Linked DNA regions of Homo sapiens: all the other regions are linked to region 1. A link is a loop called in an ENCODE intact Hi-C map of the cell type or tissue named here. Cell type or tissue: PC-3. All regions are shown on one strand. Links, peaks and the distances in the headings refer to the core of each region. The heading gives the core; the rest is flanking DNA.

Region 1 (3,184 bases), core at 172-2,671:
ATTTTGAATTATAGTTTAAAAGATGATATTATGACTGCTTGGTAGATATAGTGTATGCTTCATTTATTAAGTAGCTGGTAAGCTCCTTGAGGGCAGAAACTCATCTTTATATTGTAGTTTGTCAATACTTATCATATAAGCTGGTTTGTAGAAATGCTCCAAAACATTTGTCATTGAGTGAATTATTCAAGCTAAGCTAATAGTATTTCTTAGAAGTAGTTATCATCATACTCTGCTCAGGGACCACATCAAGCTGATTTGTAATCATTTGTAAATAGGTGCTTCCAAAGTGCTTAAAATAGTGTTTCTCTTAATAAGAGACATTTTGTTCTAAATTGTCTTAAAATCATTGCTAATGTTTGGCAAATCTCCTGCAGTTTTTTAGCATGTGAAAAAATCTGTGTGGTCCCACATACATATGGCACAAGATACTCAAGAAACTGAGGTGACATTGCGTATGTATTCTAGATCACTCTTGTGTATTTTGCTCTACCTTAGAACATTATTTTCCTCTGAAGCATGGTTTACCACTGCTGTTCACAGGGTCCAGAAAATTATTTGGACTATGAGGCTGTGTATTAGAGTGACTTAAGGAGCTGATGCCCTGAAAGCAGCCAATCTGGCTCTGAATCCCAGTGTTGCCATTTCCTAGCATGTAGACTTGGGTAGTTAAACCAAAACTCTGTTTTCTTATCTGTACAAACATGTTACACGGTTATGAGGTTAAAATGGAAGAGTCACTATAATGCGCTTAGCACAGAACTTGGCATGTAGTCAGAACTCAAAATACCAGCCATCCTTTTTAAAAATCACATTTGTTTATCTTCTGGGATGGAGGGATTACTAAAAGTACAGGATTTCCTGCATCCCGTTTATGATGAGATTTGTTTGATTTACCTTAAAATGTAAATACCTTCTCTTTGAAACCCTCCCAACACAATGAAAGTCTCTGTTCCCTTCCTAAGGCAGAGCAAAAAAGAAAGGTTGGCCTGAAGTTTGAACTCAATGAAATGAACATTTCAGATAACATCCTCCTGGACTTGTGGCTTTTGATTTATTATAAGCACCATTAAGAACACTTGTGATAAGACCAGGGCGCTCTCGGCAGATGTTACCGGGTGGGCTCCAGCTGGTGTTCAGATCCTTGGAAGCAAGCCACACTGGGCCGGTAGTTACTTCAGAATCACCTGCTGGGGCGAGTCATGGCTGAGCAAACCCTTATGTGGTCAAGGTTTAGTGTCCTGTGGCAAGTTTAGAGTCACCTGGGAGGCGAAGGCATGTAGAGGTCAGACCAGTGCTCAGGCCTTGGCTCATTAAACGTGGTGATACTGTTTGTAAATCTTAAGTCTCACCTGAGGTCCTTGAAACCACACTTGCAGGTTGTTGATCCCTAAGTTAACATTTCACAAGGTGAGACAGGAGTTAAAGTATTTGGATGAAAACGTAGAAGAGAGCTTAGATGTGAAATTCATAGTGTCAGAGTTAATTGAGTACCAAATTATAGTCATAGCAGCAAAAGCCCACCATTCCTCACAAGTTTTTCTGATATTTGCTTCTCCCTCTCACCAGTCAAGCTAGAAGCTAGGAGAATCTTTCACACAAAAATATGTTACATATATGTATTTTTTCATTTGGGGGGCTGAATCATTTTATTTTTTACTATATATTAGTATATTATAACATGAAATAAAACCCATTGTTTCACTTGCTGGATTATTTTTTAAGTGCCTACCTAGGGACTAAATAACTACATTTCAGAAGCAAGTATTTCAAAGCATCGTGCTTTAATCACCATGTAAATTTTCTGAAAATAAAAAAAATTTAAAAACACCTGATCCTGAAGTATAGTGTCAGGTTTGAGTTCAAAACTTTTAGAATTAACAAAAAATTTTAGAAATATTTTAAGCTGCATAATAACACTGAGAATGCACACAGGTTTTGTTCCTCTCCCCGCTAATCCTTGAAAATTCCCTATGCCCTCAGCTTCTCAAAAGGGGGGAGAAAAGCAACTATCGCCTCTTGTTGGCAGGAGAATTTATTCAGTAATTTACTTTCCAGCCAACTGCAGCCATTGCCATTGCCTCTGGGCACTGGTTCAAAAACGCAGAAATGAAATAACAGATTGGCCAGACTGAACACAACTCCCCAGCCACAACCCTGTTATCTCCTCATTCTGTCACCCCCATCAGGCAAAAGCCTGGGAAACGGAGGGTGACAACACAGTTTTTACATGGCTCGTGCATTTCCACAGCTCAGGGCTTCCTGCCACTGTCCCTTCTTCATTGTGTTCCCCTGCGTGCATGGCGGGCGACATTGGAGGCTGGGCATCGGAGTCCTAGGCCTGTGCTGCAGGCTGGCCTTTGCCCATCTGTCTGTCTGAAAGGATTTCTACGCTGCTACAAGCATGGGAAATGGCTCCTCAGTCCTAGCACAACCAGAACAAGATGAAGGGACCAGCTTCCTCTGTTTGTTGACCACCTATCTGTGAATGGATGTGGTGGACTTTTCAGAATCTTGTGTATATCTCAATCACCAGGAGGAATTTGGTTTCATGTTATTTATAGCTGTTCTATTCAGGTCAGAGCCAAGCAGAGCAGTTGCTTCATTTAATATCAGCCACACATGGGCTCTGCAGGCTCATCTCCTGAAAAACGGAGATTTCTCTTGACAGAATGAAGGTAGAGGAGAGGAGCATCTCTGTTTAATCTAGAGAGAATTATTTTCTGATTGTCACTTGCTGGTGAAATGCCTTTTAAAATTATAGGCACAAGATGCGGATGTTTGGAGAGGGTGTGGGGTTGCTGTCCCCCTTGGTCAAGCGTTAGAGAAGTTACAGAACCCAAATGAGAGAAATCCAAAATTTTCTCTTCCAGAATAGCCTACTCTGTAGACAGTATTCCTTTGCAGTGGTTGGATTTTTTTGAGTGGTTTGTGCCCCAGCAGGCTTTACCTTTTATTCTGTCTTCATTCCATGCACCTGTTCAATATAGACCCATAATTACATCTTTTATGAGTGAGTAATTCTTAGAGGAGATGAAAGGTTCTGAGGATTATTCATCACTTTGTCCCTCAACCTCCTGTTATGTAGCTGGGTGAAAAACACAGCTGGAGTCAGATTCAGTTATGTGGGGACTCTGCGCCTATTCAGAACTCCCAGTCAGCCCTGCCCCCTACAGATTTCTGG
Region 2 (9,714 bases), core at 7,215-9,714, 58 kb before region 1:
GCTCCCAGGTCTGCGACTATGGCTTTGCTAGCATGAAATGAGACCATCTCCTCTCCTCATACAGAAGTGTGTGGAGGATGTGAAACAGAGTAGGGAGGTAGGAGGGCTGGACCACATCCTAGGCAGGTAACTTGCCCCCTTTGTTCGTTGGCTTCCCAGACTCCTCGTAGTTGTTTTAGGTGGATCTAGAAAAGATTGCCTCATGGAGCACTGCATGTTCAGTGTAAAGATGTGTCACTTTTCTTACAGCCTCAAATCTTTTGCCTCTGAGTGAGGAGGCAAATGGAGGAGAGAGAAGTTTTATTCTACCTTCCAGGGTGGCTATTCTGCACTGTTTTAGGCATCATCAGGTAAATAAGGCATCCATTGTTCTCTGCGGTTTAGCCCCATAGACCTGTTAAGTCATGGGAAGATCTCTGCACTGGCAGTAAAGTAACTTTTTGTTTTCAGTGTTTTTATTTTTATTTTCATGTTTCCAAGTCTTAATATAAGGTCTTAACGTAGGGGCTTTTTGGAGCTGCTGGGTGATTTTGCCTCACAAACCACTAAGACTAAGTATTCGGGGTATGATGTTCATATTTCTGAGACAAATTTAGAAATACATACAGTCTAACCAAGGATTTTTGTTCCAGGTATATACCACTGCAGGTCAAGTTCTGTGTAAGGGGATTTGTAGTTGTGAATGCCAAGGGCTTGGTTTTATAGAAGGTAGGTGTAAAAAATAGAGGTTCCTCTTCAAAGACTTTCCTCCCCGTCTAATTAAGAATAAATAGTAACTTCTCTTAGAAGCAAAATTTATTCAAAGACCTGTGCTAACATTCTTAAATATCTGCTAGCCGTAATAAAGAAATCAATGTACTTTATGTTCTTAGCTCCCACAATTTAGCCTAAATATTTGCTTATAAGTATGTTTATACTGGTCCAAGCAAGCATTAGGTCATAGTCTGTTCCTCTTCCTTATTTAAATGTGTTTTTACCTTTCTCAGCATTTCACAAGTTACTTCCTCTTTCCTTTGTTCTCCTCTGCCTTTGCCTCTTTTAAAATGTTCTAAGTTGCTAGCCAATCAGGACAAATACAGAATGTGAGGTCCTGTTCCAGCCAATGGAAACTGGACACAGCAGTAAGGTGGACGCGTCAACTTATAAATGACCCTGCCTCCTTTGTTCGGTGTACTATCGTGGCAAAACTGCTGGCAAGTGTACCCTTTCTGTAGAAAGTAAAAATGGCCTTGCTAAGGAAATTAAATTTATGTTCAAGTGCTATTTCTTTATTGCACCGAGGAACAAGCATTTCTAACAGTAGGTTTTAGTATATAGTTTAGATGTTCCTTATGTTGATTGACATTTGATGGCTCTTCAGTGGTTCGAAGATGCCAGAAAAGAACAATGAGAATGGCCAGAAAAATCTAGAAACTATGGTGAAAGTACTTACAAGTTGAATATAGCCATAATAGAACTGGATTGTGCTAGAAGTGACTAAGGTTGGCAGTGGAATTGGGAGCTTAGTAGGCCCAATCAACTGTGTGGCTTTCTTCACTTAGGCAGGGAAAATGTGGTATCTTAGGATCCTCTTGCAGTAATTTCCAAACATAAGAGCTGCGAAATAAGTTATAATTGGAAAAAAATCTTCAATGATGTTGAAAATATTTTTCCCTCTGGATTAGCCTTCTCTTTTATTCTCAGTCATAATTTTAGTAGGGAGTTTTGTTGTCACTTTAAGGGTATTCATTCCATTTCGACTTGTCACCCAGATTCTCTTCGAGGATGACAAGAACAGCCAGTAGTGGCTGGCTTGTGGCTCTTCTGTGCTGTTGCTGGCTGCAGCCAAACAGGAAAGGGCTGTTCGGAGTTTCTATTGGAACCATCAGGAATACTGTTTGGTCAGCTTTGCTACCTGACAGGAATGGTTTTGGGAAGCTTGAATTATACCAAGTTGCAGTCTGTTTCAGTTCAGCCTCTTGCCTTAATATAACAGATACTCCCCTGTCTTAATCTAAACAGTGCTTAAGGGTGGGGAGATGGGTTCGGTGGATTTACAGCATTCCTTCTGAACCCTAAGAATCTGTGGTTTTATTATTTGTAGTGCAACCCAAAAATAACTACAATTTTTATTTGGGAGGTGGAAATTAGAGGTAAAATTCTTTGGAAGGGAAGAGGATTTCATCTAGGAGTGTTTGGCAGCCTCATGCAAACATGTTTGTTCTTATTTGAATTTTGACTCTTGAAATACTGTGATCTTGGCGGTTTAGGCCAAGAGGTGGGGTAAAGAGGAGGATGGGAAACAGACTAAACTCATGGAATTTCATGTAGCTGGGTAGGCCAAGTCGACTCTAGTTTAGTTACCATGTTTTCTTTGTGGCTGTGTCAGAGAATTGGGGATGGACACATGGAATTTAAAAAATAACACACAATTTTAAAAGTTATTACCACCATATAAAACTAGCTGGACCTGGGAGTCAGTTTCTGGAATTTATGGGCATTAAAGAAATGCCGAATATTAAATTACTTGGTTTGGTATCGAGGGAGTGGCTGCCTGGCTCTTAACAGTTTTTGTGAATTTCCTGTTCTTTTTATCCTTGGCTTCAAGTTTTTATTGATGGAAGGTTAAATATTCTTTTTTTTTCCTTTGTAGCATATGACTAAACCTATGGTTCTTTTGCTTCCTCTTTTTTTCCCCTTGTCTTGTTTTTCCCTTTCACCCCAGGAATTAATTATAGTACTTGAAAGAAAACCACTTTCCTTAGTCTTATAAAGTACATAAGAGACAGTAAAAAATAGAAAATCTTTTTATACAACTGACCTTGTTTCTGCAGACATTGTAATCTATTCCACTTAACCTCTCTTTCTTCTGTTATTTTACTTTGTTAAGATAGACTTGACATTTGATTAGGAAAAAAAATATGCATTCAAATGTTATGAGATATAGAATCCAAAAAAGGGAAGATTGCAGAAATTTAAAATAAATGTAAAAGATTACAAGGTAATACAATGAATAAGTTCATACTATGAAATGACACAACTTTGATGACATGGAAAAATTCCTAGACACAATCTGTACTGACTCAAAATCATCTGAAGGTGGGGTGGAGTGGCTCATACCTGTAATTCTAGCACTTTGGGAGGCAGAGGCGGGAGGAGTGCTTGAAACCAAGAGTTTAAGATCAGCCTGGGCAACACAGTGAGACCCCATTATCTACAAAAAATAAAATTAGCTGGGTGTGGTGACACACACTTGTGGTCCTAGCTACTTGGGAGGCTGAGGTGGGAGAATCACTTGAGCCCAGGAGATTAAGATTGCAGTGAGCCTTGATTGTGCCCCTACAGTCCAGCTTGGGCAACAGACTGAGACCTGGTCTCAAAAAAAAAAAAAAAAAAAAATCATCTGAATAGCTCAATAACAAAGAATTTGAACTAATAATTAGAACTTTTCCTACAAAGAAAAACCCATGCTCAGATGGCTTCACTGGTGAATTCTTTTAGGTATGTTAAGAGGAAATGACACTGATTCTTCACAGATTCTTCCATGAAATATAGAAGGAGGGAATACCTTGCAATTCATTCTGCCAGTAACACCCTGTTACCAAAGCTAGACAAAGACATCACAAGTGAACAACAGACCATGAACTCCTATAAACACTGACACAAATTCTTAAAATATTAGAACCCCAAATTTGGCAACATATGAAAAGGGTTATATATAATGAACAATTGGAATTTATTCTAGAAACACAAGGTTGGTTTAACATTCAGAAATCTATTAATATAATACTCCATAATAGAACAAAGGTCAGAAATCATGTTACCTTAATATAAGCAGAAAAGCATTTGAGAAAATCTGATTCATGAAAGCAATTCTCAACAAACTAGGAAAAACATACAGGTTAACATCATACTTACTAGAAAAGAACTGTTTAATTTTTTTTTTCTCCTAAGATTAGGAAAATGGCAAGGCTGTTCACTCTTGCCACTTCTATTCAATAATATATTTGTTAACTGTTGAAGTTAAGTGATGGGTAGAAGGGATTTGTTGTATCATTCTCTGTATCCTTGTGTATGTTTCAAATTTTTTTCTGATAAAAATTGAGGAAAACAAATATAGGTTAAAAAAATAAGTCTACTAGATCCTTAAGTTTTGTTCTGTTTTCTGTTTAGCTAAATTGAGGTTCTAAAACCAGTTATTTTCTTTTAGAGTATGAACGTGTATTTCTTTGGGTTAATGTTGAATTATTTGTATAAATAATAGAGAAAAATATTATCTCTGTATTATTATTTTTGAAACAGGATCTCACTCTGTCTCCCAGGCTGGAGTGCAATAGCGTACTCTTGGCTCACTGCCACCTCCGCCTCCTGGGTTCAAGCAATTCTCCTACCTCAGCCTCCCAAGTAGCTGAGATTACAGACATATGCTACCATACCTGGCTCATTTTTTTGTATTTTTTGTAGAGACGATGTTTCACCATGTTGGCCAGGCTCGTCTTGAACTCCCGACCTCAAGTGATCTACCTGCCTCGGCCTCCCAAAGTACTGGGATTACAAGCGTGAGCCACCATGCCTGGCCTATCTCTGTATTATTTATCACCAAATAAAAATTATGGTGTTTATAAAAAATGTAGAGTTAGAACACTATTTCTTTTCATAATAAGTTATGTCACTTATATTTTTTCCACTCCTAAGAATGATCAGCAAATCAGAGGAGCTGTTAGGGCAGTTAGACACCATGCGGATCATATTCTGTTGTAACAAATCCTTGTTTATCATAATTCAACATCAACTAAATATAGTTGTGAATTTCCAGATGTTGGAAGGTGTTTTCAATAAATTTGGTACTGCAGATGGTTTGGGTGGTCTCCTGGAGTCTCTTTTGATTAGATGTGATCAGAAGTATACTTGAGAGCTTAGTCTAGGATAGGAATTGGAGAAGAGGTAGTTCATAATGGTGATGGTTGAGTGTGTTTATGTAGGCAGGAACCATGGGTTGGGATTGGGGCTGGTTGAGTGTTCTGTATGAAAGACGATTCCAGGCAGGAAGCATGAAAGCAATTTAAGACTGTACCTTCCCTCTGAATGAAAAAGTCAAAAGAAGAATGGAAGAAGAAGGAAGTCACATTTAGAAGATAAGAATTCTTCTGCTTTCTTGTGAAAGTTAGTGTCCCATTTGAGAATAATATTCTTACCTAGATCTTCCCAATTGTACTTTTCCTTCTTGCCCAAAAACACTTGCCCATCGTTTCTTCTTCTTCCCTAGAATTTATATCTTTCCAAGCGTCAATACCACTATCATCATCTGTAGTCCACAAAATCTCTGTCAATTCTGTGAGCCAGTGTTATTCTGGAGCATACAAAAGCAGACTGACACATGGCCACTGACTTTGTGGAAGTTGGTCTCACTGGCTTTGCAGTCTTTGTAGGTATGTGCATTTCTGCACACAAACAAATTCCAATTAGAGGATGGTCAAAGCCAACACCAGATTTTTAGTTTTAGATTGTTCAGTATAGACTAAAAATTTTATAGGTGTTCACAGGCACCCTGGAAGTACCTGTGCGAGCTGGAGTACTCTTGTGAAGTTTCACAGATAGAGGAGAGCTTGAGCTAGGCCTGCAGGTAAGGTAGGGTTTGGAATGCTAATTGCAACCTTCATCAAGTTGAATAAATTGAAGTGAGATTTGTATTTAAGGTTTTGTAGCTTTTTTGTTTTTTAAAATGCAGTGTGTCTGAATCAGGATCTTCTTTATTTCAGCAAGATGAACTACAAGTGTTGGTAAAGGTAGTTAAAATCCCCTCTTCTGATTTCATAGTGGTAGAGCCCAAACCCAGTATCTAATATTTATCCCCTGTCCCCTCTTTTATTCCTCATGAATTTTTTCAGATTGGATGTGTACAGACTCCATTCAAAAATTTTAAAAAGTTCCCATTTCAAAGCTGGTTTCCTTTAATCCCATAGTCCATGTCCAAAGGCCTCTTGTTGCAGTTCTCTCTTCCTGTAGCAAACACCCACCCTTGGATCTTCCCTGGAACACACAAACCTTGCTGCTGCTTAAGAAATTCCTCCCTGGCTTTCCAGTTGACTTGCACTCACCTTGAATATAACTCTCTGAATACCTGTAAGCTCATATCATGAAATTTTGTCATATCATTATAGAAAGCTTTAGTGATTACTCTTTGATCTGCAGCCCTGTTGCAGAGGTTGCTGTTATATTCATTTCTATGTTCTAGTGAGCAGAACAGAAGTAAAGTGAAGATTAATTCCTTACACTGTTGGTTGTTCAGTATAACTTTTGCAAGAAGCAACCATTCTCTGACCCTTGGGTTTATTAGCACTGCATGATGCTGGAAAATAATAAATTCCTGATTACCTTTCAGATTTCCCTCATTTAGACCATCTTCTCTTTTCAGTACTTACACTGGCACTTACTGTGTAAGACAGAGCCAGGTCCTGCAGATAGGCTGAAAAATCAAGATGGCATGTTGTAAATCTGAAGTCGGGTGATTTCTGTCGAAGCCTACAGACAGGATTAGGAATGAAATCACAGCCTGCCTTCTGCTGAATGTCTTGAGGGTGAATTATTTCCTAGTACTAGTGACTCTTTCTGCACATGTGCGGTTAACCTTAATGGAGTAAAGGCTGTTTTTTAAACCTCTCTTCAGCTTTGGGCCCAACACTATACACAATTAACTAGTTCACTGCAAATAGGAGACACCTAAATGCACTCAGTGACAGAGAAGAACACTTTACCAACAGTTTGTACTTAAGTCCAAGATTACAATTTCCAAGATGAAGATTAAACTTTAGTTTTATGCACTTTTGTAACCAAACTAAAGAGATGGACCCTTTAGCACTGCCAGCCCACAATGAAATGTAATATTGGAAGTCACTGAAGGTGTTATTTGAGGTGCTTTAGGTTGCATGTGAGCTTGTTGTAGAGTAAGTTCCAGTGAAGGTCGTTGGCAAAGGGTTAGTTGTTAAAGATTAGCAAAGGAAAATTGTCCTTCATCTGTGTGCTTAAGTCACAGAGAAAGCACACATTTAAGCAACTTAGCTTAATTTTCATACCCTGCACAGCCCAGTTCTTAAGTATACAACCTGATGAGTTTTAATAAATGTATATATCTATAAAATCACCACAGGCAAGATAAGGAACATATTCATCACCCCAGAATGTTCCCCCATGCCTCTTTCCATTCAGTCTGCATCCCCCATAGGCACTCTCTACTCTGATTTCAATCACCATAGGTTAATTTTGCCTGTTCTTGAGCATCATCAAAATGAAATCTTACAGTATGAACATTTTTGCAGAGTCCGGCCTCTTTTTCTCAGCATAGCGTTTTCAAGATTGATCCATGGTGCTGCATATGTCAATAGTTTATTCTTTTTAAAAAATCGCAGAGCAGTACTTTGTTGTATGAACATACCATAATTGGTTTATCTGTTTTCCTGATAATGAGCATGTGAGTCATTTCCAGTTGTGAGCTGTTATGAATAATGCTGCTAGAGACACATGAGCCTGTCTTTTTTTCTAAGTAGTAGATTCTATTGCTCTGAAGTTACTCATAACATTCTTTTATTATTCTTTTAACATCTATAGGAATTATAGTGATATCCCTCTTTCATTCTTAATATTACTCATTTATGTTTTCTTTTTCTTGATCCCTCTTGCCAGAGGTTTATAAATCTTATTCATCTTTTTAAAGAACCTACTTTTTTTTGGTTAATTTTTCTCTGTTTAGGATTAAATCAGAGAGGCAGAACTGCCAAGAGAGGCGTGTGTCTATTAAGGGATTTGTCAAAGGGGTTTGACCTTACACAGCTCTGGAAGCTGGTTTAACATTTTCTGTAACGCTGTTGCTTTTATGTCTGATGATGGAGTTGGCATCCACAGGGCAGGCAGCTAGGAAGGGAAGATAAACGGTAACTGGAGGAGAATAAGGACGTGCTGGAACACATGAGTATGAGCTGGAGCTCATAATTACAAAGCAACACTCATGTCAGTTCGCTTTTGGTTTTGGCTTGATTTTGCCTCCAGCCTTGGAGTATGGATATTCCTGCACAAGCTGGGACCCTTTGTCTCAAAATGAAAGAGACCTGGGGGATGCAAGTCTTCACTATTCCACTTCCTAGATACCAAAAAAATTCTTAAATAGTAAGACCAAAGAACTGTATAGGGTAGGGGTTGACAAACTTCTTATGTAAAGCCGGACTTTTTATGTCAGCCAAGTATTAAATATTTTTAGCTTTGCAAACCGTATGGTCTGTGATCTGTTGCAGTGATTTAACTCTGTCATTGTACTACAAGAGCAACACTGGACAATATGTAAATGATTGGCTTGGGCATATTCCAATAAGACTTTATTTACAAAAACAGGCAGTGGGCCAGATTTGGCTTAAGGGCTTTAGTTTGCCATCCCTTGTTACAGAGATTGTAATATATTTTCTTATCACGGTATAGTTAGAGTTAATATTATACATTTCATGTTTAATGCATATTGATTCACCATCCTTTGTACTATTGTTGTTCAATGTCTTACATCTATAAAGGCCTTAAATCTCACTATGCCCTAATATGATTTTTATATTTAGCAGTCAATTGTCTGATAAAGAAATGAAGAGAAGGAAAACACTATAGTGTTTTATATTTAGCCCCATATTAATATTTCTGATTCTCTTAATCCCTTCTGTAGTTCCAAGTTACCATCTAATGTCCTTTCCCTTTCAACCTAGAGCTTCTTTTATTATTTCTTGCCATACAGGTCTGCTGGGGGTGAAATCTTTATTCATTTATCTTAAAAAGGCTTTTTTTGGTAGGGGCTGGCATTTTTCAAAGACATAAATATAGAATTCTGAGCTGACAGTAAGTTTTCTCTCAGCATTTAAGAAATGCTGTGTGTGTGTGTGTGTGTGTGTGTGTGTGTGTGTGTGTGTGTGTGTGTGTGTGTTTTCCAGCCTCCTTCTTCTGACGAGATGTCAGGTGACATTGCCATCTTTGTTCCCTTTTATGTAATGTGTCTTGTTTTTCTCTGTCTGCTTTCAACATTTTCTCTTTCTCATTTGCTTTTAGCAGTTTGATTATAATAAATGTGATTGTCTTTATCTTGTGGTTCACTGAATTGCTGGATCTGAAGTTAATGTTCCTCAACATATTTGGGAAGTTGTCAGCCATTATTTCTTCGAATATTTTTTGTCTCTTTTCTCTTTTCTACCTCTGGGCATCCGTTTACACAAAGGTTCGCCTACATGATGTTCTCCACAGGTCATGGAGACTCTATGTGTTTTATTTGTCTTAGTCTTGAATGTCTCTGTTTTTAGGTTAAGTAATTTCCTTTTTTGTTTTTCAAATTTACTGATCTTTTATTCACTGATGACCGTTTTTCCTTTGTCTTTAATCTTATTTATAATAACCGCTTTAAATTCTTTGTTAGTTCTCCAACAGTTGCGTCATCTTGTTTTTGTTGACTGTTTTTCTTGCCTTGTTCACGTTTTCCTGTTTCTCCACATGTTTAATAATTCTTTATTATGTATTGGACATGACAAGGATATGCTATAGAGTGTCTGGGTTCGGTAAACTTCCTCTGAAGAGTACTGATTTTTTTTCTAGTAGGCAGTTAAATTACTGACTTACTGCCTTGAACTTAAGAAGACTTGCTTTTATGATTTGTTAGGGTGTGTCTGTTTCCATTTTTTTCCCTAGTCTTGGACCATCTGAAGTCCTGGGCCTGAT
Region 3 (10,318 bases), core at 7,690-10,189, 46 kb after region 1:
CTGTGTCCTGTTTGCCATCAACCTTGGTTCACCTCATAGATTTCTAAGGCCCCTATAATTCTGCGATGCTATTTAGGAAGGAGGACCCCATCACCCCATCCCATGGTAAGCTTATTCCCCATCTGGCAGCAGAGGGCAGCCTGGTTTGTGTGAGCACTGACTGAAAAAGAGAGGAGCAGGGGCAATCTGAAAGGGCTCCTAAGGAGCGTGCCACTGTTGAGACAACGAGCCCAGCCCAGACATTACGATAGCAGTTCATGCAGGAGGGGGCTGGCAGAGCAAATGGAGGCGACCTGTAGTGGAGGGAGGTTTACAAGATCTTCATTCTGTGCAGTTGACAGCCCCAACCCCAACCTTTATAGGAGTTACGTTACAGTAACAGTAAAGTACTCCCATGGCTGGTTCTGGTCAATGCATACTCTGTGGCCTTGTGTTTCTTAAATAAAAAATAGGATTCATTATTGTATGTTTGTAAAACCAGGTAACAGGCCGATTTCCATATTTGTGGGGAAAGAGGAGGAGCTGCCACAGGCTGAGTATCCCTTATCCAAAATTCTTGGGACCAGAAGTGTTTTTGATTTTGGATTTTTTCAGATTTGGAGATATTAGCAAATACTTAACTGGTTGAACATCCATATTCCCGAAAATCTGAAGTTGAAAATTCTCCAGTGCTCAGCATTTTGGATGACGTGAGCTGTGGACCGAGACCCTGCCACTGTCCTGTTAGGCCTTCTCTGTAGGACTTAAATTTTTCTCTGCCCTCCATGGAGTGGGACACACGCTTGCCTCTGCAGCCTGGTTTTGTCACCCTGGAGAGGGATTGACAGCACTTCCCAGGGAGGACTACTGCTGCCTAAGACTCACAGATGTTCACCCTGGAGGAGCCAACTTTGGGCTGAGCTGCAGAATTTTTTAATGACAGGTCATAAGGTGCTGCGTGAATGAGGGGAACTGACGTCCAGGAGAAATATGTGTGTCTGCAGTGGGGAGCAGGGGTGTTACTGGGGAGGATACTGCTATTCACCAAAGAACATTCCTATACCCTAATTCACCAGCTAAAAAGGAAGTTGGAGATCAAAGAGATATCCGCATCCCCATGTTTATTGCAGCACTATTTACAATAGCCAAGATACGGAATTAGCTTGAGTGTCCATCAGCGGATGAATGGATAAAGAAAATATGTACATAATGGAATACGATTCGGCCATTTAAAAAAATGGCAGTCTGTAGTTTGCAGCAATATGGATGGAGCTGGAGATCATTATGTTAAGTGAAATAAGCAAGTCACAGATGTCGAATGTTCTCACTCCTATGTAGGAGCTAAAAAGGTGGCCCTCATGGAGGTAGAAAGTAGAATGACAGATACCAGAGGCTGGGAAAAGGGGTAGGTGGGAATAAAGAGTAGTGAGTTAATGTGCAAACATAAAGGTGGATAGAAGGAATAAGTTCTAGTGTTCAATAGTAGACAAGGGTGACTATAGTTACCAACAGTATATTGTCTATTTCAGATTAGCTAGAAGAAAGGACTTGAAATGTTCCCAAAACAAAGAAATGATAAATGTTTGAGGTGATGGATACCCTAAATACCCTGATTTGATCATCACATGTAGTATCCATGTATTGAAATATCCCATATATCCCATAAACATGTACAATTATTATCAATTTAAAAATGTTGTAAAATAAGTTGGGGAAAGCTTCTGATTCTCTAGTTCTGCATTCTACCACTCCCCCCTGCTGTGGACTTACAGGAGTGTTGCGTAAATTGAATTGTTTTTCTAAAGCTTTCTCTCCAAGCTCTAAATATCTTATGACTGGTTCTGAACATGTACCTGCCTCCAGCTACAACCATAAACAGCTGAAGAGACACTGACAACACTGCTCATTGACTCCAGCATGCGCTCTCCTTCCCTTTGCATCTCCTCCCCTCAAATGAGCTTAGGTGGATTTAAGTTTTAATCAGTTAGATCAGTTGTTCTTAATGAGAATTTAAATTGAACTAGAGAATAAAAGCATTAGGGGGGTTGCTGGTTGCTCAGCTGGAACCTTTGGGCGACAGAGGTGGTTGCATGCTGTGATATGATACTCAGTGCAGGCCCTTTTTGACTGCATCTCCAGAGATCTGTTGGTGATAAAGTTTTTAGAGCAGATAATTTTCTTTGACCTTAGTCTCTTAAGTTGGAGAAGGAAAGCTTTCTAAGAAGTGATCTCGATCCAGTTCTTAGATCAGTGGGACATACAGGTCTATGGTGGTCACCTATGGTCACCTTCACCCTGGGCCTGGATGACCAAAGTAAGGGAAGGGAAGGGGGAGTGTATGCTGGAAAATGTCTCTTACCTCTAACGCCCTCCCCATTTTGAGCCTTCCCATGTGTAGGGGAAAGGCAGACAAAGACACCTTTAATTTTAAAAATCCTGAATATCCTGCATCTTAAACACAAAAGATAAGAGTGTCCATGAAGACAGAAGGGGATCCTTTGAGCCCCTTGATGGCAAGAACTGACCCTTCCATCCTGGAGAAGAGGAGACCAATTTGATATTATGGAGGCAGAATATACAGGACTGTGTGACTAATTCGACATGTGTGTCCATGGAGCTTGAAGGGGACAGAACCACAGGTGCAAAACTGGTGTAGGTACTTGGCTGGGAGTTTGGTATGAGAGGCTTCTGGGGCACCTTTACCTGGAATAGGCAGCGTGGTTCATCTGCACCAGGATTCTACTCAGAACTCTTACAAGTGGTAACAAGAGACCTGAGGTAGAAGTACCTAATTGTTACATCAATGTCAAAGGCTAAAGTTAGGCTTGAAACATTTTTTTTCCTCTAATCAGCTGTTGGGATTTTCACGTTTATGAAATTGGTAAATCCTTTCTGAAGGTAATCTCTAGTTTTGATTTTACCATGCCTAAAAGTTAGTAAGTTCATACACTTTATTAGTCTTTACATATACCTCTTTATATTTGCCTGAACTTGCCCCCTTGTTATACTTCAAGAAACCCCAGCCTTTTCTGGGATTTAATGGTAATACATATGTAATCTAGTACCTTGTTACTTTCCCAGGCATTTAGTCTGGGAACCCTAATCTTGAGTCTGTCTACAGTGGATATTTTTCTCCAGGACAGGAACCAAATGGGCCAGTTACTGGTCTACCCTGTAGCTCACCACAGACATAGCCTAGGGGCCTTTGGCCCATCTTCACTAGTTGGCAACTGGCTTTTTAGGCGAAATGCCTCCTTTTGCATAAAGGAGAGATGCCTGTCCCCACCTGCACCGCCCATCTCCTGCTTTAAGGCCAGCAAGATGTCCCGAGAGGCCTCCTTGTAGATGAGTGAAATCCACACAGGGAAACTCAAGTAAAAATATGGGGTGGGGTCTGGGAAGAGCTGTGTTTATTATAAGGATCCAGAGGGACCTGGGGAATTTAGGATAGGGAACCACTGTGGGTGGGATAAGAACCAGAGTGGCTCCAGGCCCTAGTTTTTTCTCCTCTGTCTCTCTGCTTTCTTTTCCCACTCTCTTCTCTCCCCTTCCTTCTCCTTATTCTTCTTCTACTCCTCTTTTTTTTTCTAGCTCTGTGTCATGCTTGCAGTGGTGATGTTTTGGTTGTAGTCATGCTCTTGGGTCCCTCTTATGACCGACTGTCTGCGTCTTCCCCTCTCCTTTAGCCTTTACTTGGTTCTTTTCCCAACCCACCCGCCAAAACTGGCAACCAGCTTCCTCAGAACTTGTTATCTGGCTCGTAATTGCCCAGACTCCAACGCTCAAATGACCTTTTTGCTCTAAAGCCAGTGGCCATCTGGCAGTAATCTCCCTGTATACAGGATTCTGAGTTCCCAAGAGAGCATCTGGTTGGCTCCCCTTGCCTTCCTGAGTCTGCTACATCATTCCTGGGCTGCTGGCCAGCCTAGGAGTGGGTCCCCTCAGGTCAGACACACCCTGGGCAGGTCAGCAGCCAGCAGTGGGCACAGGGTAACAGAGCCCCCTGCCTACTTAACAGGAGCTGTGGGTGGGGGCAGGAGTTACCAGATACATCTAGCACAAGAACCATATCCTAGAACCCTTCAAACTAACATATGCCAGGTAGGTGTAAGCTTCTGTACTAATTTAAAACTATACATTTCTAAGTTAATGAATTCAGCATCTTGCGGCCATACCAGACATGGCATGGAATTAAACTTTCAGTCCCACTGTTCATTTTATTCATACATTAGGGTGGCAAGGGTGGTCTTGCTCATTGCAAGCAAAGTCATCCTGGTTCATGAAATGAAGAATGTGGACTGTGCAGTTTTCCCAGTCATGAAGACTTTTGATACATCACTTGAAATGTTCCTCCTGAAGTTGAGGGTCCTTTGTAATATCACCAGGGCAGTGAATGGCAGAGACCAGATCATGAATCGCTTCATTTAGAGCCTGCCTCCGGGCTTCCCTGCACTCTGTGGCTGCTAATACCACACCCCTGTGTCCCTTGTGGTCTTAAGTCACAAAACCAGCTATTATTAGATTTGCCTGGAGTGTCTGAAAACAGGCTTAGAATGAGGAAACCTTGTCCCACTTTTATACAACTGGAAAACATTACAGAATTTGACTTTTTGAAAATTTCCCAAAAAAAGGAAAAGAAAAACCCACAAACCCCAGCTTGTACAGTTTAGTCACAGGGAAACACAGAGGTAAAAAAGGTGAACTTGCTTCCACTTCACAGGTGGTTTTGATTTAGAAAACGTGCCTCAAAATTCAGTGCCTACAAATACAAGAAAAGGGGTTTGGTTGTGCTTCTAATAGTATAAGTAAAATTACTCTTGAATGTTTCAGGGCTCATCAAAATTTACATTTATTCTCTTTTTTCTACTTTTATCTACCTGAGTATTCTCATTATCTCTCCAGCTGTGAGAAACTCTCATCTTCCCATGATCCCAAATTAGGTGGGATCCAGTTCTGACAACATGAGTTAATCATCACTAGAAACATTGGCAAGAGCTGGGGAATGTTTGTATTCCTCTGGGACAGCTTAGCATCTCTGGGTAAATGTTGCAGTCCAACTGACTGCCTTCCCCGGGCTGTCCTTCCCCAAACTTCCTCTCCTAGAGGTAGGAAGAGCCAAAATCAACTGTTAGGTCTGTGGTAATTTACAAAGCAAGGATGATATTTCAAAACAGTTGGCTATATAATGTATTTCCTCTTGCAAAATTATACAGTTGGTATTCAGTAATATGTTGCCATATAATGTATTTCTTCTTAAAAAATTATACAATGGCTATATGACTGTTTATGTCCACAAAGTCCAGCCAGATTACTTTTCAAAGAAATTTTAGCAGTTTGATTGCCAAATTCCTGTGATCTCCATATTAAGAACTCTCTGTCTGTGGCCTCTAGTCTTAGAAGTTCTAGTCCATGATACAGGTTGTTATGCAAATGAAAGAAAAAGAGAAATGTCTTGTGCTTGTTTTCTTCTTTAGAATAAGAAGATCTACTTGGACATTATTCACACATACATGGAAGTGCATGCAACTGTTTATGGCTCCAGCACAAAGAATATTCCCAGTTACGTGAAAAACCATGGTATCCTCAGTGGACGGGACCTGCAGTTCCTTCTTCGAGAAACCAAGGTAAAAATTCACCACGGATGTGGTGTTCAGGTTATTGCCATTGGCTGTGAAAATGGGATCAGAATATTTCATGCTTGTTTTTCAATGCTGCAATAAACTCTTGTGGCTATTTTGGGGCAGCAGTTTGCTAGACCAATGGCAGCTGAAAAGTAAGTGAATTGTGGAATGAGATTGCTACAGTTTTTTTCATTGATTTATTCAAAAATCGTATTTACTAAGGACCTACTCAGTGTTAGGTGTCAAGCAAGGGGCTAAGGATAAGGCTGCAAATGGAAAAGGTAAAGCCCTGCCTGGAAGGACAGACTTTCTAATAGAGCAGCAGCTTTCATAGTAAGCCAGGGGTGCTGAACTCTTCCCCCAACCCAATCATCACTGTTCAAGGAGTGGGTTTCCCAACCAGCTTTTCCTCATACCTCCTTGTTCACCAAGTACGCATTGGACAGTGAAGAAGTTCAGATGAGGGCAAAGTCCCTGTGGGCTCAGGAAGCAGAGCAAGCATCAGGAGAGATGCAAGAGATGAAAGATGGATGGAGTGTAGACACACCTGGCATGTGGGCCAGACAGGAGTTAGAGTCAGGTGGTGGAGGTGGAGGTGGCATATTCAGGAAAGAGCTAGAAGCCAACCCAGCTAGTCTAAGTGTTGAAAAATAGTGGAGGTAAAATTGGATGAGGGAATGTGAGGGTCTGATTGGCACAGATGGAGGCAGAGTTCACACCATGTGGTGGAGGTAGCCGGGCAAGCCCTTGAGGATCATTTTGCTCAGCAGTAGCATGATGACGTGTTGCTTTGACACTGTAGGGAAGTCCACCCAGTGGTCTGTGTTTTTTCTGTAATGGTGCCATGGAAGTACCAAATGAAGTTCGGGAACTTGTGAAGAAACCAGAGTTTGGCCTTGAAGGGTTGGCTGGCATTTCAGTGTATTAGATAAACTCCCTCAGGTTTATTAATAAGTTTTTATGAATTTCACAAATATTTATTGAGTAGCTGCAATGTGCTAGGCGTTGTACAAGGGATGCAAGTGTGAAGAAGGCACATGGATCTCTCTTGTGGTATGTCCTAAGCACAAGGAAGCTTATTTTCAGTAGTGGATTTCTCAGCTCTCATCTCTGGCTCGCTTTGTTTTCATGTTCAAGGTAGGGGAGAGAGGTTGAGCAGGTGGACTTCTAGGGCATAATCTCAGTTGTCCAATCATTATGTGATACTTCATTTATAAAAAGTGTATTCACATATGCTATCCTCTTTGATTCTCACAACAGCATTAAGAGGTAGATAGAGCAGGTATTATTGTTAACTTTATTTTGAACATGAGGAAATAGGCTACAGAGTTTGGCTTGCCCACAGTAAACTGGGGTCAAGTCCTGGAGGTGGCCCTAACTCATGATTTTTTTAATTGCACATTAAAGCTCTGCTAGCCCCTTGATGTACTATCGTCATAAACACTCAAACTTAAGAACTCTTAGTGGACACCCACTAGCCAAAAGAATGTATATCTCCTCTTTGCCTCAGTTTCTCCATCTGTAAATGCATTTGATCCTATCTACGTCCAAGGCATTTGTATGATGCCACAAATAAAATGATTTGACAATTTCTTTAGCTTATTGGCCAAAGACCTGGTTTGTTTTAAGATTTTATTTCCTTCCAAGGTCATCTGTAGTCTGATGACTGTTTTTTGTTATCCAGGAGTGAAGTGTGTTCTCTAGTTTTCACTATTTGCTTTCTATCACCTTCTGTCTTAGGCTGACATTTCAGAATCATCAGAATGTCTGGGCCCTTTAATGGCAGTGCTGTTTTTGCCATTTGCCTCATTTTACTTTTCTCCACATCAGATTGTGGAAAGAGCTCAAGCTCCTTTAAAAAACACTTGGCAGAGCTGGTTTTCAGCAGTGTGTCATTACTGTCTCACACACTTTTATTAACCCAACCTCATGAATGTCTCTCTCAGCTTCGCAAATTTTGAAAGAACCCTTACTTACCTACCATCCATTACCCTGTCAGAGATTAGGAAATAGGCCAAAACGGAGATCGCTGATGTCCAGGGGAGGACAGGAAAAGAGGCAGGGAAGGCCCAGGCCAAGATGTCCAAGTTTGTCTAATGAGCAAGGATTGCAGCCTGAGTTAAAGAGCACGAGGGGTGTATGTTCATCCTTGAAAAACTGGGACCCGTGTAGAGGATGTCACTGATCCCATTACCTATTGCCTGCTCCTTGAGTAGAGTATATTAAAATACTCTGAGTGGAATCATGGCTCAGACATTTGGCAAATGTGACAAGGATGGGGCAGCGTATTGCTGAGACTCCCCTCACACCTGGCACACAGCTACAGGCTCCAAAATGAATGAACCTTTGGCTTTGAAATAATGACATGAAAGACCAGTCAGGCTTCGCATCTATAACCCTTTCTGTCTCTGACTCCTTTCTCTCTGTCTATGAGCAATTTAAAAGCGATTTATTCTAATCCACATTGGAAATGGGGAACTGGAGCAGCCGAGAAGCAGATGTCTGCAGCATGAATGGGATTCACACACTTCTTGGACTCCTTACTGGCAAGAGAAGCAGGGCTGACCTCCTCAAGAGAGTTAGAGACATAGAGAGATGATTGATGCTTGATCAGCTTCTGACTCATTATTTTTCTTTACAAGCCATCTTTGAATCTCTGCACCAATCTTAGGAAACCCTCTGCTCAGCAGAATTTTGTCCAGGCATGCCATTAGGGGTGCAGGCGTCATTAGTAGCCTCTTGCTTCAGGGAACCTGTGAAGATGGAAGGAATTCAATGTAACACTAATACTGGGGCTAAAAGAGCCAGGAAGTTGTTGGAATCTAGCAGATCCTTCTAATTGGGGTATAAACTTGGATGAATGAATTATTTATCACAGGACCACAGCCGAGTCATTCAGTCCAGCAAACCCCAGGAGTGCAGTTTAAGCCAGCAAATCAGGACTCACTAGGGTGGCATGTTTTTATTTTTGGTTTAAATCTCCATCTCTTTTAAAGTGGCTTCTTTCTTCATCTTCCTGGATTTAACCTCTTCATGTCCACCTCCCTCAGTCTTCCCTGTTTCATATATGATACTGAATAGTGCATTTGCATCTGCAACTCACTGAGTGCTTTGTGAGCTGGACCAGTACCGTCCTTTCTACAGTTGAAAACAAATTCTGGTTGTGGGGAAGAAAACAGGCAAAGCTGTGGCTTCTGCACATACTGTCGCTGTACCCCTTCTGTACCCAGACCTCCATTCATTCACCTCTCCAAGACTTGGCTGGGTCATGACGGCACTGTTTCCCCATCATGTCAGCTTATCAGCTTACCTGTGGGACTCACCTAGGAACATGGGCAGGCCTGGCAAATATGCAGTGCTCCCTCTGACTCATCTTATCCTCATGACTGACTGTGCCACCCTGCCCCCCACCAACTATGTCTCTTCTTACTGAGCTTGGATGTGCTCACAAAACCTGTCTAAGGCAGGTGCGGTGCAGTAGCTCACATCTGTAATCTTAGCACTTTGGGAGAGGCTGAGTCGGGCAAATTGCTTGAGCCGAGGAGTTCAAGACCAGCCTGGGCAACATGGCAAAACCCCATTTCTACAAAAAATACCAAAAAAAAAAAAAAATAGCTGTGCGTGGTGGCATTTACCTGCAGTTCTAGATTTTCAGGAAGCTGAAATGGGAGGGTCACTTGAGTCCAGAAGGCTGAGGTTGTGGTGAGCTGAGGACACCTGCACTCCAGCCTGAGTGACAGAGGGAGACCCTGTCTTTAAAAAAGGCTGTCTGAAATACCCAGGGCTTGAGGCAGCAGACTCTCCTGCAGCTGCATGAGGGCAGAGGGCCTTTGCTTGTTCTATCCACAGGTGCATCCACAGTGCCTGGCTTCTAAAAGGCATTTAGATGATTGTATAAAGAATGAAAGAAGGAGTCAAAATGAAACACATTGACCATCTGGGATCTCTGAGATTTCTTCCTGTTCTCGTATACCCTGCGCCTAGATCTCTTAGATCTCACCAGCTAGGGACACTACCCTTCTGATACCCCGTTCCTGCCTGTCTGTAATGTTGCCTACATCTCCAGGCCCTGTGAGTGATAGCCCAAGAGCTTGCTTCCTTAGGAGGAGCAGTCCTTCTTCTGTTTCTATTACAGATACTGGTTCCCATTTGCCCTCAGGCAGCCAATTGAAGCAGGTTTCATCCTAGTGAGCATACTTCAAGTCATTCCCATGCCATCTAGATGGGGAAAAAATTGTACGAACACATCCATGCCTCCTTCCCTCCCCCTTATCTACACATGTATATAGACTGAAGAGTGTACAGAGGTATGAGTCAGTAACCTGTCTGACTTTCAGAGCAAAAGTGCATCCCTACACTCAAATAAATACAACACGTTCAACTTCTGTGCACAGAGACACTTGATTGCTGGAAAGATCCAGTCTCATAGTATTTATTCTTTTACTGTTTCATCCAGCAAGTAAGTATAATATTAAGTACTAGATATATTCTAGGCCTTAGTCTAGCCATTCTAGAGACAGTGATGACTCAAGCAGTTTTGCCCACAAGGAGCATACAGGTATGCTGGAGGAGGAAAGCAGGTAACTGTAACAATGTGGAAAGTACACAGGTAGAACTAGTCATAATATGAAATAATGATACAAGCATAAAACTTCACTGTCACGCTGAGTGGGGCCAACAGTTCAGTTGTGTAAAATGTGGTTCTGTGACTTGTGAAA

Evidence for each region. Hi-C counts contacts between places; a loop is a spot of excess contacts. Peaks named below come from ENCODE experiments on the same cell type or tissue, not always from the same donor. Only the 100,000 strongest peaks of a DNase experiment are listed, where the experiment ranks them.
Region 2: a loop joins it to region 1, with 2.1 times the contacts of the local background. A loop is called at or near these places in 6 of 110 quality-filtered maps.
Region 3: a loop joins it to region 1, with 2.6 times the contacts of the local background. A loop is called at or near these places in 4 of 110 quality-filtered maps.

Annotation. Positions count from the first base shown.
Region 1 is chr2:134,358,733-134,361,916 of GRCh38, forward strand. All of the region lies in intron 9 of MGAT5 (alpha-1,6-mannosylglycoprotein 6-beta-N-acetylglucosaminyltransferase), which reads left to right. Among named protein-coding and RNA genes, the nearest start is that of MGAT5, 110 kb to the left of the region's middle. In PC-3, for the core only: no CTCF peak of the experiment used is centred there; DNase peaks (open chromatin) are centred at 839 and 1,249; H3K27ac peaks cover 1,333 bases.
Region 2 is chr2:134,293,840-134,303,553 of GRCh38, forward strand. The region is part of intron 2 of MGAT5 (alpha-1,6-mannosylglycoprotein 6-beta-N-acetylglucosaminyltransferase); the gene reads left to right. Among named protein-coding and RNA genes, the nearest start is that of MGAT5, 45 kb to the left of the region's middle. In PC-3, for the core only: no CTCF peak of the experiment used is centred there; no DNase peak of the experiment used is centred there.
Region 3 is chr2:134,397,535-134,407,852 of GRCh38, forward strand. MGAT5 (alpha-1,6-mannosylglycoprotein 6-beta-N-acetylglucosaminyltransferase) reads left to right here. Exons shown (of 16, transcript NM_002410.5): 11 at 5,454-5,603. Among named protein-coding and RNA genes, the nearest start is that of MGAT5, 150 kb to the left of the region's middle. In PC-3, for the core only: no CTCF peak of the experiment used is centred there; a DNase peak (open chromatin) is centred at 8,987; H3K27ac peaks cover 1,608 bases.